2 separate regions of the Mus musculus genome follow, and region 1 is linked to region 2. A link is a contact called in ENCODE Hi-C or POLR2A ChIA-PET data. All regions are on one chromosome and are shown on one strand. The core of a region is the stretch at or near the end of the contact, and the rest is flanking DNA. Distances in the headings are between cores, read along the strand shown.

The links. Hi-C counts contacts between places; a loop is a spot of excess contacts on that map. ChIA-PET counts read pairs that join two places held with the same protein, here RNA polymerase II (POLR2A).
Region 1: POLR2A ChIA-PET joins it to region 2 with 23 read pairs in Patski. The contact joins the promoter of Gdf11 here to the promoter of Sarnp in region 2. A Hi-C loop is called at or near these places in 3 of 37 maps with a recorded cell type or tissue (CH12.LX, mature B cell and regulatory T cell). POLR2A ChIA-PET finds 5 or more read pairs at or near these places in 2 of 5 experiments (Patski and embryonic stem cell).

What each region holds. Positions count from the first base shown.
Region 1 is chr10:128,887,204-128,893,798 of GRCm38, forward strand. It overlaps Gdf11 (growth differentiation factor 11), which reads right to left and starts at 4,515. Exons shown (of 3, transcript NM_010272.2): 1 at 4,044-4,515. The coding sequence starts at 4,482.
Region 2 is chr10:128,818,001-128,824,592 of GRCm38, forward strand. It overlaps Sarnp (SAP domain containing ribonucleoprotein), which reads left to right and starts at 3,764. Exons shown (of 11, transcript NM_025364.3): 1 at 3,764-3,971. The coding sequence starts at 3,936. Ormdl2 (ORM1-like 2 (S. cerevisiae)) reads right to left here and starts at 3,629. Exons shown (of 4, transcript NM_024180.6): 1 at 3,542-3,629; 2 at 2,261-2,514; 3 at 1,954-2,105; 4 at 1-1,015. The coding sequence starts at 2,434. The coding sequence ends at 880. It overlaps Dnajc14 (DnaJ heat shock protein family (Hsp40) member C14), which reads left to right. Exons shown (of 7, transcript NM_001359825.1): 7 at 1-1,448.

The sequences.
Region 1 (6,595 bases), core at 3,265-5,764, 70 kb after region 2:
CAACACATTGCGTCAACTATAAGCAGCCATCTCTCCTCCCTTGACCTCCCTTTGTTTGCTTAATGCAGTGCCTCTAACTTTACAAAGTTAACGTCCCAACTTTACATTTTAGCCACTTTCCATGGTTCAAGATCCTAAGGAGTCTCCAGGAAGGTTCTCAGTGTGTCCATTTGCTTTCCTTAAGCTCTTCTCAGCCTTTGTTTTGAGACATGGGTTTGTTAAGTGTCTCTGACTGTCCCTATATAGCCCATGCTAGTCTCAGCTCATAGCAGTTCTCCTGTCTCATCTTCCCAGGTGTTGAGATTACAGCATGTACCACTATGCCCAGCTTTTCCTGACCTCTTTAAGTGGGTTAGAGATGCCCTAAATTGTTCATTCTCTAGATAGGAAGAATCTGGAATGAGGTTGTTCCAGAGCCGTGTAAGTAATGGTGAAGTCCAGGTCCCTGTCGTCACACCCAAGTATTACCATCTGCATAACCATGCCATGGAGAACGCTCTCCATCACCCCAGGAAGAGGACTCCTCTGAGTGTGACGAGGAACAAAGTATGTACTGACTACTCAGAACAGGACACACCATGTCCTCCCGCAGCATCCAAGATCCCAGTGTTCTGACACTTACTCATGTAAGGTAGAATACGGATGAGGAATGGAAATGCAGAGATTAGGATGTGACAGTAAGCCTAGATGCACACTGCATCTGATTGCAGCACAGCTGTGCGTGTGAGCGCGTGTATGCACATACTCATGTGCGTGTTACTGGGGAGCAAACCTTGGGCCTCACACCTGCTAGGCAAGAACCCCACCCCTGAGCTTCATTCTCTTTCTCCTAATTTTGAGACAGGGTTGCCCAAGGCTGGCCTTGTACTCTGTACTTCAGGAAGGCTTTGGACTTCATAAATTCCTGCTTCAGGCTCCTGAGTAGTCGGGATTACATGCTGGTACCACCAGGTCCAGCTGAATTATCTGTTTTTTTGTCATTAGATACTCATCTCTGTGAGGGTTGATGTCCTGAGAATATTTTATCACCATTGTAGTTTCTCTGTGGCTCCCATCATGTCAAGCAGTGAATACATGTTGAATGGCAGGTTCTTCCCAGACTCTTCTGGCAACAATGAAAGGTTTAACCATGTGCCTGGGTTGTTGCCTGGTACTTAACCTTAGCCACTATACTTCTGAGGGACATACAAATAATTCTGTGCATTAAATAACATGAAAAATAATAATAGTTTCCCAATAAATGTTCATTTTATAAACTAAACATCCCACTTAAGGCTGAGACAGGGTCATGGGATATCCTTCTTAAGTCTGCTTCCTTCGGACAAGGGTTCCTCTACTGCTGCCCCAGGGAATCCACATATACATCTGTGTATCTGCAGTCATGTTTCTAGGGGACAAGATGTAAGGAAAGGAAGAGGTTGAAGATGATAAGATAAGAATGAAGAGACAGAATGAAGACAGGTTAGACCAAGACCAGCAGAGGAACGGAACAAGTAGATCACAGTAATGGGAGCAAATGTTTGGGAAATGGAAACACTGGGTAGACTGGACTGGAGTGGGTAAGGTAAGAGGGCAAAGGTGGGACCCTCGTGGGGTAAAGAAGAGATGGAAAGGTGCAGAAGAAGGAACAAAGAAGCAGGTAAAGCTATGGAGCTCTGGTGGGGAGGGGAAGGGGCCACATCTGTGTTGGATTGATTTGGTTGGTGGCAGGCAGCAGGTCAGGTTTAGGAGGCGGTGCTGGTGGGGGAGAGAGGTCACTGCACTATTTTCAGCAAAGGCCCAACCCCCTCTCTGCCTACAGCCTCCACCCCACCACACACCCTCTCCCAACTCAGGCTGGATGGCCCAGGGGCAGGAGGTTGGGCGAGAGGGCAGGGGCCTCTTAGCGTGCACAGGAGAGACAAACTGAGGGGCAGGGCTTGGCTCCTAGAAGAGCAGGGGGCTGGGTTCCCAGGGATGAAGGCTGGGGTGGGAGAGTGAGAGGGTAGAGGGAACTAGGGCAGGCCGAACAGCCTAGGAAAGGTGGGGGCTGGGGTCCGGGGTTGGCTGGGGGAGGGGAGGCAGGGGGAGGGGAGCAGAGGCCATCTCTGCTGACAAACACCTCCCCCGATTAGCAGAGCACAAGTCTCTTATTAAAGCGGGTCCCTGGGGATTAGACTATAAAAGTCTCTTTTTCCTTTTCCCCCCTCTCCTCTCTCCCTCCCCTCCCCTCTACTCCCCCTCCCTCTCTTAAGGTCGCAGCTAGACTCTTAAAGGGGAAGTACAATACCTGGTTTGAAACCCAGTTCCTGGGTTACCTAAGTCCTGGAGTGGCACTAAAATGGAAGTCAGGGTGAGACCCAACTTCATCTACTGGTACAATCCCACCCCCAGGCTTAATGGCTACTGCCCAATTTGTGCATTCAGAGTCCCTTCACTTCCTGCTGCTCTCCACTACCAGAGTTAATTCTGGACTCAAGCCTTCTGGTTACAGGAGGCTAGGGATAGTGAAGGCAATGGGAAGCCTGCAGCTGGGTCACTCACCCTGGAAATACACACTTTACATCACACAGAGCAGAGTATCTTTTCTCTATATATCCTGCATCTTCCAGAAAATTTTGTCATTCATTATTTCCCTACAACTGTTTTCTAGAATCTTTTCCCTATCCCTGCCCTTAGTCAATCAAAGACTGACCCTGGTTTCCAAAAGTAGAAGCAATAAGAACAAGGGAGCCTGAGAACCCAAGATCAGATCTCTGTGCACACACACACACACACACACACACACACACACTCACACACATACACATACACATACACACGAGAGAGAGAGAGAGAGAGAGAGAGAGAGAGAGAGAGAGAGAGAGAGAGAGAGAGAGAGAGAGAGAGTTTCCTGACTCTGAGTTTTCTTTACAATCCTAACCAAGTTGGAGTTGAATTCTGCAGAAACTGGGTGGCAAGTGCCAGGCTCTCAACCTTCCAAATGCACACCTGGGTTCCTGTACCTCTACCATGGGGGTGGGCCACTAGGATTTCCCGCAACCCCCAGCTTTTTATGACCCATCTGCCAATAAACCAGCCCCCCCTTCTGTTCAGAGCCATAAAACCAAAGGAGGGGGGGCTTGCCAAACCACTAGGGAATAGAGAAAGCCTGGTTCCCTGGAGTTGGGGGGGGGGGGGACTACAGTCAGTGGGGGAGGGGAAAGGGAGTCACCTGACCCTAGGGAGAGAAGGCAGTGGGGGCGGTAGTATTGGCCTGGATTTTCCAGGCCATAAAATTTCAAAGCCGCTCCTGTCTATCAGAGTGTTCATCCTCCGTTTGGCCAGGGGCTCGGATGCCTGGGTTCTCCCATCCCCCTCATCTAGTTCTTTCTCCCTGGGTCTTCTTTGGCTCCAGCTGTGGGTAGGACAGGGAGTGAGCACGCTAAGATGAGAGTAACCAAATGATACTCGTTAAGTGGCAAGCGCAGTGGAGTTGAGTTATTTGAGCTCTTTCGGTACCAGGAAGGAACAGCTCTTCTAGGTCCTAGGGGATACCCAGTGCGAGATCAGGTGCAGAAAGGAGAGGTGTCAGCTGAGTTGCTGAGACGTACACCGGGTTTGGGTCCTATGCCATGGCCTTAGAGGAACACTTAGTTTTTCCGAAAGCCGGTGGGCGCCTTCCGGAGCACCGGGCAAGGAGTTGATGCTGGTGCCAGAGCAGTGGGAAGATGGCACTGCGGCCCAGCTGAGACTGCACGGGTCACGGAAGCTCCCCACCTAACGCTCCAGAAAAGTCACTGTAGGGTGCCAGTTTCTAGGACTACTTCAACTTGAATCTTTTTCTCACAAGGGATGGAAAGCAATAGCTCACAACCTGCCTGGTTTGGCCCCCCTCCCCCAACGCGCCATCCTCCACCCCCCCACCCTAGAACGGGGCGTGCACTCAACTCCGCTGCCCATCTTCTCCGCTCAAAAAGTTGTGTGGAGTGGCCCGGCTCCCCAATCCGTCAAGTTTTCGCAGAAAGGGCTTCCGGGTCCTTCCCGGACTGCACCGCACCGCGCGCACCCCGCAGCCCACTTACTCTCCTGGGCCATGCTTATGACCGTCTCGGTGGTAGCGTGGTACTCGTCCTCTTCCAAGAAGTCCTCAGGCTGCAGCGCGTCGCCTTGGAAGTCGTGCAGATCCAGGATCTGCTGCAGCGGCGGCGCCTTGGGCAGCAGCTGCTTCACTACCTCCCGGCTGATGTTGGGCGCCTCCTTGAGCCGCAGTTTGCTCAGGATCTGCGACTTGATGCTCTCTAGGCGCAGCTCGCGGCTGTGCTGCCGCCACACGCACACGGGGCAGCCGTCCGGCTCCGGCGGAGCGGACGGGGCCGGCCGGCTCGAGCGCTCCCCCCCGACCCCGGCCGCCGCCGCCGCTGCCGCCGCCGCCGCCGCGGGGCCCTCGGCCGCCTCCCCCCGGGGCCGCAGCTCCAGGGCGAGGAGCAGGAAGCCCAGCAGCAGCGGGGCCGCGAGCACCATGCTGCAGGGGAGGGGAGGACTGGGGGGCGGGGACGCCGGAGTCCCGCGGGGAGGGGGCGGAGGGAAGAGGGAGGAGGAGGGGGTCCGGGCGGCGCGGGATTGGGGGCTGCCCGGCCGAGGGGGGGCCGGGGGCCGGGGGCGGCGGGCGCACGGGCGGGGCGGGCGGGCGGCCGGGGCGGGCAGCTGGGGGGGCCCAAGCCCGGGCCGGGCCCTTTATAGCCCCGGCCCCCGTGTCGTCAGCGGCCGCGATTGGCTGCGGAGCCAACAAAAGAGGTAGCGCTGTCATCCGAGGCGAGAGAGGGAGCCGGAGAGAACCGAGGAAAAGAGAGAGAGAGAGAGAGAGAGAGAGAGAGAGAGAGAGAGAGAGAACACGAGCGAGCACGGGTCCAGAGAAAGATGAAGAGACCGAAAGATGAGGGGGAGGGGGGGAGAGGCCGTGAGGGACCGAGTCAGAGAGATCGGGGACAGACGGAGCGGTGGGTAGGGGTTGGGGGTGGGGGAAGAGGCAGATCCAAAGATACCCAGATAGGAAGGGAAGAGGGAGAGACAAAAGAGAGAAAAGAAGTCACAGAAGGGAGAGACTTAGCTAGAGAGCAAGAGCGAAGACTGAAGACGACCAGAAAAACTAGTGGGACAGTTAAGAGTGGAGAGAGTCAAAGACAAAGGTAGAGCGCAAAGAGGGGTGGCTAACCGAATTCTACGGAGTCGAACAGGAGAGAGCAGGAGAGGTGGGCAAGAGAACGGATGGGTCAGAGGGAGCTGATGGTACCCTGCGCAAGAGGGAGAGGCAGAGACAGGGGATACCTTGGAGGTAGCAACCCCTGAGGAGGCAGGTGCAGAGAAAAGACCAGGGGAGGAAGTAACACACACAAGTCAGCCTTGGTTGGAGCGCAAAGAGACACCCAAGGGGAAGAGGTGGAGATGTGAAGAATAGCCTCAGCTACCAGAGGTAGCCCAGGATGTTTAAAGAACCCATAAAATGGAACATCAGGCTGATTTATCACAGGGATGAAGGCGGTCAGGAGAGGAAGAGGCCAGGGACAAGCTGAGAAGTTGACAAGTACTGAGCCCGGAAGAAAACTATCTAGGAGGCCTGTGATCTTGAGATTGAGGTTTAATAGAACAAAGAGAGTGATCGTGATCGGGCTGGAAAGGGTGGGAGCCATGAGGGGAAGAGCCAGATGAGGGATGAGGTAGGGCTTGAAAGTGGTGCTTGGCGAGGAATCTGGACCCTCTCTCTGGGTTCCTAGCTACGTCTTTGTGTTTGTAAGGTCTTACATGTCTGAGAAAGCTTGAAGTTTTAGGCGTAAGGGTAAGAGCAGGGTCTATACTCAGATGTCTAATGTGGAGATAGCAAACCCCAAGGGGAGCCACTCTGGAATGGGACCAGCCATGGTCTTCAGGTGTGGTCCTAAGCGCAGCCAGACAGCTCAGTACACGAGGAAGACAGTGTACAGGTGTGCTCAGCCACTACTGCTGGTTCCCTCTTCCCAGGTCTCTGTTTCTCTTTTTCCCCCTCTTCCCCTCCCCTAAACCCTTTCTTCTCCTTTTCCTCTATCCTCTGAGACAGAGTCTCAGATGCATCCCAGGCTGGCCTCAAACTCAGTTATCCTCCTGCCTCAGCCTCCAGAGAGCTCTCTGTATAAGCATGCCTTGACCCATGTCTCTGAAGATCCCTTGGCAAACTGAAAATGTTAGGGGGTTGAGATTTGCTCTTCCAGTGTCTCGCGCAGTGTTCACTGAACAAAATGTATAAATGTCAGTAGGAAGGCCCTGTCTCAAAAAAATATATAGATAAATGTAAAATGTATAGACCTCACTATTGGGATTCTTGGACCAAGTAGAAGGTTTTTGGTTTCCTCTCTGGAATTAAACCCTAATTAAAATATATATATATATATGTTAAAGTTAGTTAGGCATAAACAAAAGAACAGAATTGGGTTTGGGAGCTGGAGTGGAATGAGGGTAACTATTGGGGTTCAGCTGTGAGGGAGAAGCAGGGTAGGTGAGAAGCTCTGAATACATGACCTATTCCTATTTAGAACAGGGACTTAGGGATGGAGAGATGGCTCAGCAGTTAAGAGCACTGACTGCTCTTCCAGAGGTCCTGAGT
Region 2 (6,592 bases), core at 2,514-5,013:
GTGCCCTTGGGTGAGGGGGAAGGATAGAGGGGTTCCCAGAGGCCCCCTTGTTAGCCAAGGGTTTGTATTTTTTTAAGTTTGTTCATATTTGTATGTACATATCTATTTAAAGCCAGGAGATTATCTTTCTATAAATATATAACTGGCAACTTACATCTTCCTTCTCTTCTTTACCCATGTAGCTGGGAGTCCTTTTCTATTTTCTTTTGGAGATAAGAGTCTTACTGTGTAGACCAGGCTGGACTCCAGATTGCAGTGATTCTCCTGCCTCTGCCTCCACTTCCTGAGGGCTAGCTAGTATTATAGGCATGTGCCTCCACTACTCACTTGTGAGCTCTTTTTTCTTATTTGAGAATTCTTTCCTTGCTGTTAGCTGTGAGTGAAAGGTATTGGACCAAAGGAGTAGAGACAAAATTTTGCTTAAAAGTTTTTTTTATAGTAAGTCAGCATTTTGCATTTTCTCCCCAGCATTATGAGAAAATCTCTCTGTCCTTGCTTATCAAATTTCAGCCATAACTGAAAGACTTTATTTTAAGAAAAATATACAGCAAAACAGAACTTGAAGTTGGTAGGTTTAGAAGATATGGAAAAACATAATCACCAGAAAAGCTGCCCAAACAATGATGGCTTCTTGCTAGATAGAGGAGAGTGAGTGGTAGTGCCCTTAACCTCATCCACCTTTCCTGATTCAGAGAATCTTGACCCTATGAAGACTGGACCCAGGAACCCCATTTTCCAGTTTCTTCCTTCTTGGAGTTTAGATAGGTTTATCTTATCTCTCAGGCTTCCAAGATACAGAAGATAGTGTGGAGAAGGGAAAACATTATATATTAGTTCCAGTGCCTTCCCTCAATGCCTGCAGAACTAGCAAACCATCTTTTAGTATTTGTTGATTCCAAAGAGACGAACCCCATGGAACTGGGGTAGCTTAGGCAGCAGCACGCTGAGCAGCGAGGCAGTGTTGATGAGGAAGTGAGCAGCATCGTACTTGGTGTAGAAGCTGGCCAGGAGGTAACTAGGAGAAAAGAATTAGGATGATGGAGGTTGGCCTCCCAAATCACATTCATGCCTTACCAGTGACTTTTCTATTTTGAACTACTAGTTTTATTGCATGTAGTCCAACAACTATTTCAGCTAATCAATGGTATTTAATGAGGTTCAGGATATAATCAGAAGGCATCTTTAACTAGAGATGATAAATCAGTTTGTTTGTTAATGGTTAATGATAAACTGCAAATGACAGCCAAAGCTGTTTCAGCATATATGACTTTTGGAGCCCTTTTTGCTTCCTTTCTCCAAGTCAGTTTTACTTTTTAACCATTAATATACATTCTGCCTTTACCTTCTTGCTTTCTTTTGGGACTGTAAAATCACTTGGCTTTAGTTAGGAGTTTGGTTTATTTTCAGTCCCTTCTCCCTTTCCTTAATACCATGGAACCAGCAAGGAATGCTTGACTATGTCTTGTACTTTATAATGTAGGCTTAGGACTAGAGTGTGTGTGTGTGTGTGTGTGTGTGTGTGTGTGTAAACATAGGTACATGTTCAAGGGTTAGTACACATGGAGACCAGAGTTCAACATGAGTTGTCATGAATTGCTCTCTACTTTCTTTTCTTTTCTTTTCTTTTCTTTCTTTCTTTTTTTTTTTTTTTTTTTTTTTTTTTTTTTTTTTGGCCAGGGTTGCTTTCTGACTCTGGAGTGCAGCAATTTGGCTAAACTGTCTGGCCAGCGAGCCCTAGGGATCTTCCTGCCTCTGACTCTTCAGTGCTGGGATTATAGGCACTCATGGTTGTACATGGCCACATCTGGCTTTTACATATGTGCAAGGGATTGAACTCAAGTCCTTATCCTTTATGGCAAGCACTTGACTAAACCATTTCCCCAACCCCTAGTACCTTTTCCCTGGTTAGTAGAGCCATTTCCAACCCAGCATCTCCTTCACACCCAGACTCACAGTACAATAGGAGAGATGCTGAGGAACTTTCGCGAGGAGGTAAACTGTAGTCCATAGTCCATCTGCTCCCAATGTGTCAAAAGCCGAGCCTTTCCTTGGTCAGGGGTCTCAAAGGGCGTCCCTTTGACTGTATGTAGGAAGATATACATTGCCTGGGAAGAGGGAAAGGGACAGTATAAGGGGTAGGAAGTAGTCCTTTGGGTCAAGATCCCAAAAGGAAGACATAAATCCCCGAACAGCTGGTGACTTTGTTTTGTTTTGGTTGGGATAGACCTGGGTTGGGTACAGGGTTTGGTTTAGTGCTCACCAAGTTATGGATGACGTTGGTCAGGGTCCAGACAACAGGAATGCTGAAGAAAGGGATGCTGAGGAGAACCACATGCAGCAGTCCTACCAAGATGATGTAGGCCAGCCAGATGCCCCGACTGTTCATCACTCGAGTGTTGGGGTTTACTTCGCTGTGTGCCACCCCCACATTCATCCTACCACAGTGAGGGATCAGGCAGGAGTCCAACTCAGTCTCCTCATTAGCCCTGATTGAGCTTGTTCCCCAGCTGTCTCCTGAAAAGCCAAAATCCCCTGAAGTCTTGGGAATGAAAGAATTTCCCTACCATGCAAAAAAAGGAAAAACTGAACACTTTGTTAAAACTTGAGAAGAGGTGAAGCAGCTGGGTGTGGTGGCTCATGCTTGTAATCCCTGAATTTAGGAGGTTGAGGCATGAGAACTGTTTGACCTTTCTCCAAAACAAACAAAAAGGCAAGAGGGTCTTCGAAATGACTAAGGTGGAAAAGGTATTTGTCACCATGCCTAAAGACCTGAGTTGGATCCCCAGGACCCATGCAGTGGAAGGTGATAACCAACTCCGGAAAGCTGTCTTTTGACTTCCGTACCTTCAGTTGTTAGTGTGTATACTCACACAAGTGGGGTTTTTACTCAGATCTTTACATTTCAACTAAATATAAAGCAGTAAGTTTAGACTGTGAGACCTATTTGAAGGATCGGAGGAATCGGGAGTATTTTAATTTACTTTCTTGAGGAAGTTAGTGAATTATAAAGAGGTCACACATACCCAGAGTTCCACAAGAAAGCTATTCAGTTAATCAAGGGACCAATAAAGAAGGCACTGAGAGTAAAGCTACCTCTAGTTCCCATCCTTTTTTCCTGGGGCTTGTCCATCCTGTCTCTCACCCGCTTGGCATTGTCAGCAGCCAAGCAATTTCATCCCTTCACTGAACGTGGGGCGCTGCAAAAACTTACCCAATTTTTAAATTAGTCTAGGAAGGGGTCTGAGCTCAGTCCCTCAAGAAATGGGAGTCCTTCCCTTCTAGGAGCGGTTTTAGTTTTTAAACTTCTGCAAGCTCTAATGCCTACTTTTGTTTTTTGTTTTGTTTGTTTTAACCCGCTCTTGCCTGTCCCACAATTCCCCAAATCAATTACAGAGTCCGCCCATGCTCCTCCCAGAGTCCCAGTTTCGCATGTCACTTTCTTCACGGGATCTCTCGAATCTAAGGTTGTCGTTTCGCCGCCCTTCCCAATACTCCCACCGATTTCTCTCTGTAACTTTTTAAAGTTTCACGGGGCCCATACCTGCCAGCTTCAGGAGCCCGTCCGGCTTGGGGCACAGCGCTGGCTCTTACACCTGTGGTCTCCAGGAAGTGGCCGACTTTCGCCCTGTCTGCGCTCTCCCTATTGGCGGAACAGAATCCGCGCTGTCCCCAATCATTGGTTGGTTACGCAATGGAGACGTACAATTGGTCGCCTTTTCTCTCGTTAGGCCATGCAAACCCCGCCCTCCCCTGGATCCACCTTTTTAGAGAGCCGTGGAAAGTGGCCAAGAGGCGTGAGAGCGCCGCCGCCGCTGACTAATGGGAAGAGCCGTTGGTGTGAGGTGGGAGCAAGAGAAACAGCGATTGGTTGGATGAGCCTAAGCGCCTGAGGTGGGGGCCAGCGGTGGGGGTCCGGTGGACTGAGGCGCATCAAGATGGCGGCCGAGACGGTGGAGCTCCACAAGCTGAAGGTACCGTTACGCGGGGAAGGCTGAGGTGGGGTTTCCTGGAGCCTAAATTCTACGCGGGGCCCTGCGCGGCCTTATTCCACGTGTTTTCCTGTCAGGCGCCCGCTTACACTTCTTTCCTGGCTCCCGTTGTTGTTTTGTGCCTCCTTTCTTAGGCCTACCTTGAACTTCGTTTCTCCTCAGTAATTTATCGCTATCGTTACCTGGTGTTTACCTGCTGTTACCTGTTCTTCTCATTGTTTTTATTACCTGCCACCCTTCCCTGCTCGGCTGTGAAGCGCCTTCTATCTTTTATACCCCTTTCTCATTTAATCTTCATTACGTCAGTGGTCCTTCCCCCGTGTCCCATGCTGACCCAAAGTTATGGTTTGTTTGTCCGTCCCCCCCGCCCCCCAACGGATTGATGTAGTCACTCCTCTTGTCCCAAAGCTGGAATTCCTCAGTTAACATATAGTGGCATTTTTGCATGTTTTGCTGAATATGTCCCAAACATAACCCAGAAAGTGCTTCCGTTCTCTTTTAACAAGGTGGGGTTAAGACCCCGCACTCGAATTTTTAAAATCAAGGAGAGGAGAGGCCTTAAGATAGGTTTCTCGGTGGAAACCTGGGGTAGAGGCTTCTCCAAAAGGTTGTAAGATGGCAAACACATCAATCCTAAAAGTTTTTCGAGTTTTCTCAGGAGGTTCTCAATGACCTGCCCTCCCTCCCCTGACTATCCTACCTCTAGAGAGAGAACGTGTAGGGTAGATAGCTGTAATATGAGAGGTGTATGAAGTATGTTTGAAAACCTTAGGATTTTGTTTGTCCTTTTAACCTTTGGGAAGGATCCCAGCTCTCTTGATGTCACCCCCAACTCCCTTTTTGGGTCTATTTTTGTTATTTCCGTGTGTCTGTGTGAGTATATGATGGATGCATGCTCTTGGAGGTTAGAAGAGGGTGTTGGATCCCCTGGAGCTGGAGTTACAGGCAGTTTTGAGCAGCCTGATGTGGGTGCTGAGAGTAGAATAATTTGGGTCCTGAAGAGCAGTAAATGCTCTTCACAACTGAGACATCTTTTCAGGATGCCTTGGTGTCACTTCTTGATAACATTCTTGAACCACAGGATCTATTGAGTTGTACATTTTGGTAACCCGAGGTTCTTTTCTTGTATGTAGACTTGCCCTTCAATTATTATTCTGTAAGGACAGTAATTCCTTTTATGAAGAATTAAGAAACTGTGTTGAGGCTGGAGAGATGGCTCAGCGGTTGAGAGCCCTGACTGCTCTTCCAGATGTCCTGAGTTCAATTCCCAGCAACCACGTGGTGGCTCACAACCATCTGTAATGGGATTTGGTGCCCTCTTCTGGTGTGTCTGAAGATAAATACAGTGTACTCATATACATAAAATAAATAAATAAAATTTAAAAAAAGAAACTATGTTGATTATTGTTTGTGTTTCAGAAGAAGCTTTACCGTTAGTTGTTTTGGTCACCTTATTCTGGGAATCTCATACAAATCAAATTTAATACAAACTGAGAACTGTTCTTACTGAGACATGATCTCACTCTGTAGCTCTAGCTGGCATGAAACTCACAGAGATCCTACCTTTATGTCTCCCAGGTGTCAGGATTAGAGACATTAACTGTCATGCCCAGTTTTTTGTTGTTGTTTTGGGTTTTTTTTGTTTTTTTTTTGTTTTTTTTTTTTAATAGTTGTTTTTAATTATTGGATTGTGATGATTTTTAAAAAAATATTTATTTATTTTATGTGTCAGGTATTTTGTATGTATGGATGTCTGTGTACCTGCACAATTACAGATAGTTTTTAGTCTCAATGTATGTGCTGGAAATTGAACCTGGGTCCTCTGAAGGAACAGTCTGTGGTCTTAACTGTTGAGCCATTTCTCCATCCATGAAAACTCTTCCTTCCTTCTTTCTTTTCTTAAAAGTTAATAATTGGGTCTGGAGAAATGGCTTAGTGGTTAGGAACACTCTTTCTTCCAGAGAACCTCAGTTTGGTTTCCAGCACCAAAATCATGTGGCTCACAACTACCTGACTACACCAGCTTCAGGGGATCGGATTTTCTCCTCAGTGTCTTCAGGCACCTGTTTCCTGTGTCACGCTCGCGCGCGCGCGCACACACACACACACACACACACACACAGAGAAAACTTTTTTAATCTTGAAAAAAAAAACTTAAAAATTGCTGCGTTTTTGTCTTTAAAACTTGTAAATGAAGGTGCTTAGAAAAAGCCCTTATAATTTAGTCTGTTAAGGTGACTTTATTGTTTGAAAGCAAATGTGTTTCTTAACTGTTGGACTCTCAAATTTCATTATTAGATTTTTATGTTATTCTAATTACTGTTAACTTGATGTAGCTATAATGGATTATGTTTTCTAATGATTACTTGAACAAATAAGGAAGAATTGAGCAACTACCTCCATTTTTTAGTCTACGTAAGTTATGTAGTTCTGTACTGTTACACATGCTATAAAACATACACAGAAAATTAATTTTTAGGTGAAAGAGATTAAAAATTAGTGGGCTATTGGGTATTCTCTTGTTTGTTCCCCTTTTGAAGTCCTGGTGTAAGTCACCAGTTGTCCCATGACTTTCCTTTATGGATATTGTATGTGTTTATGGA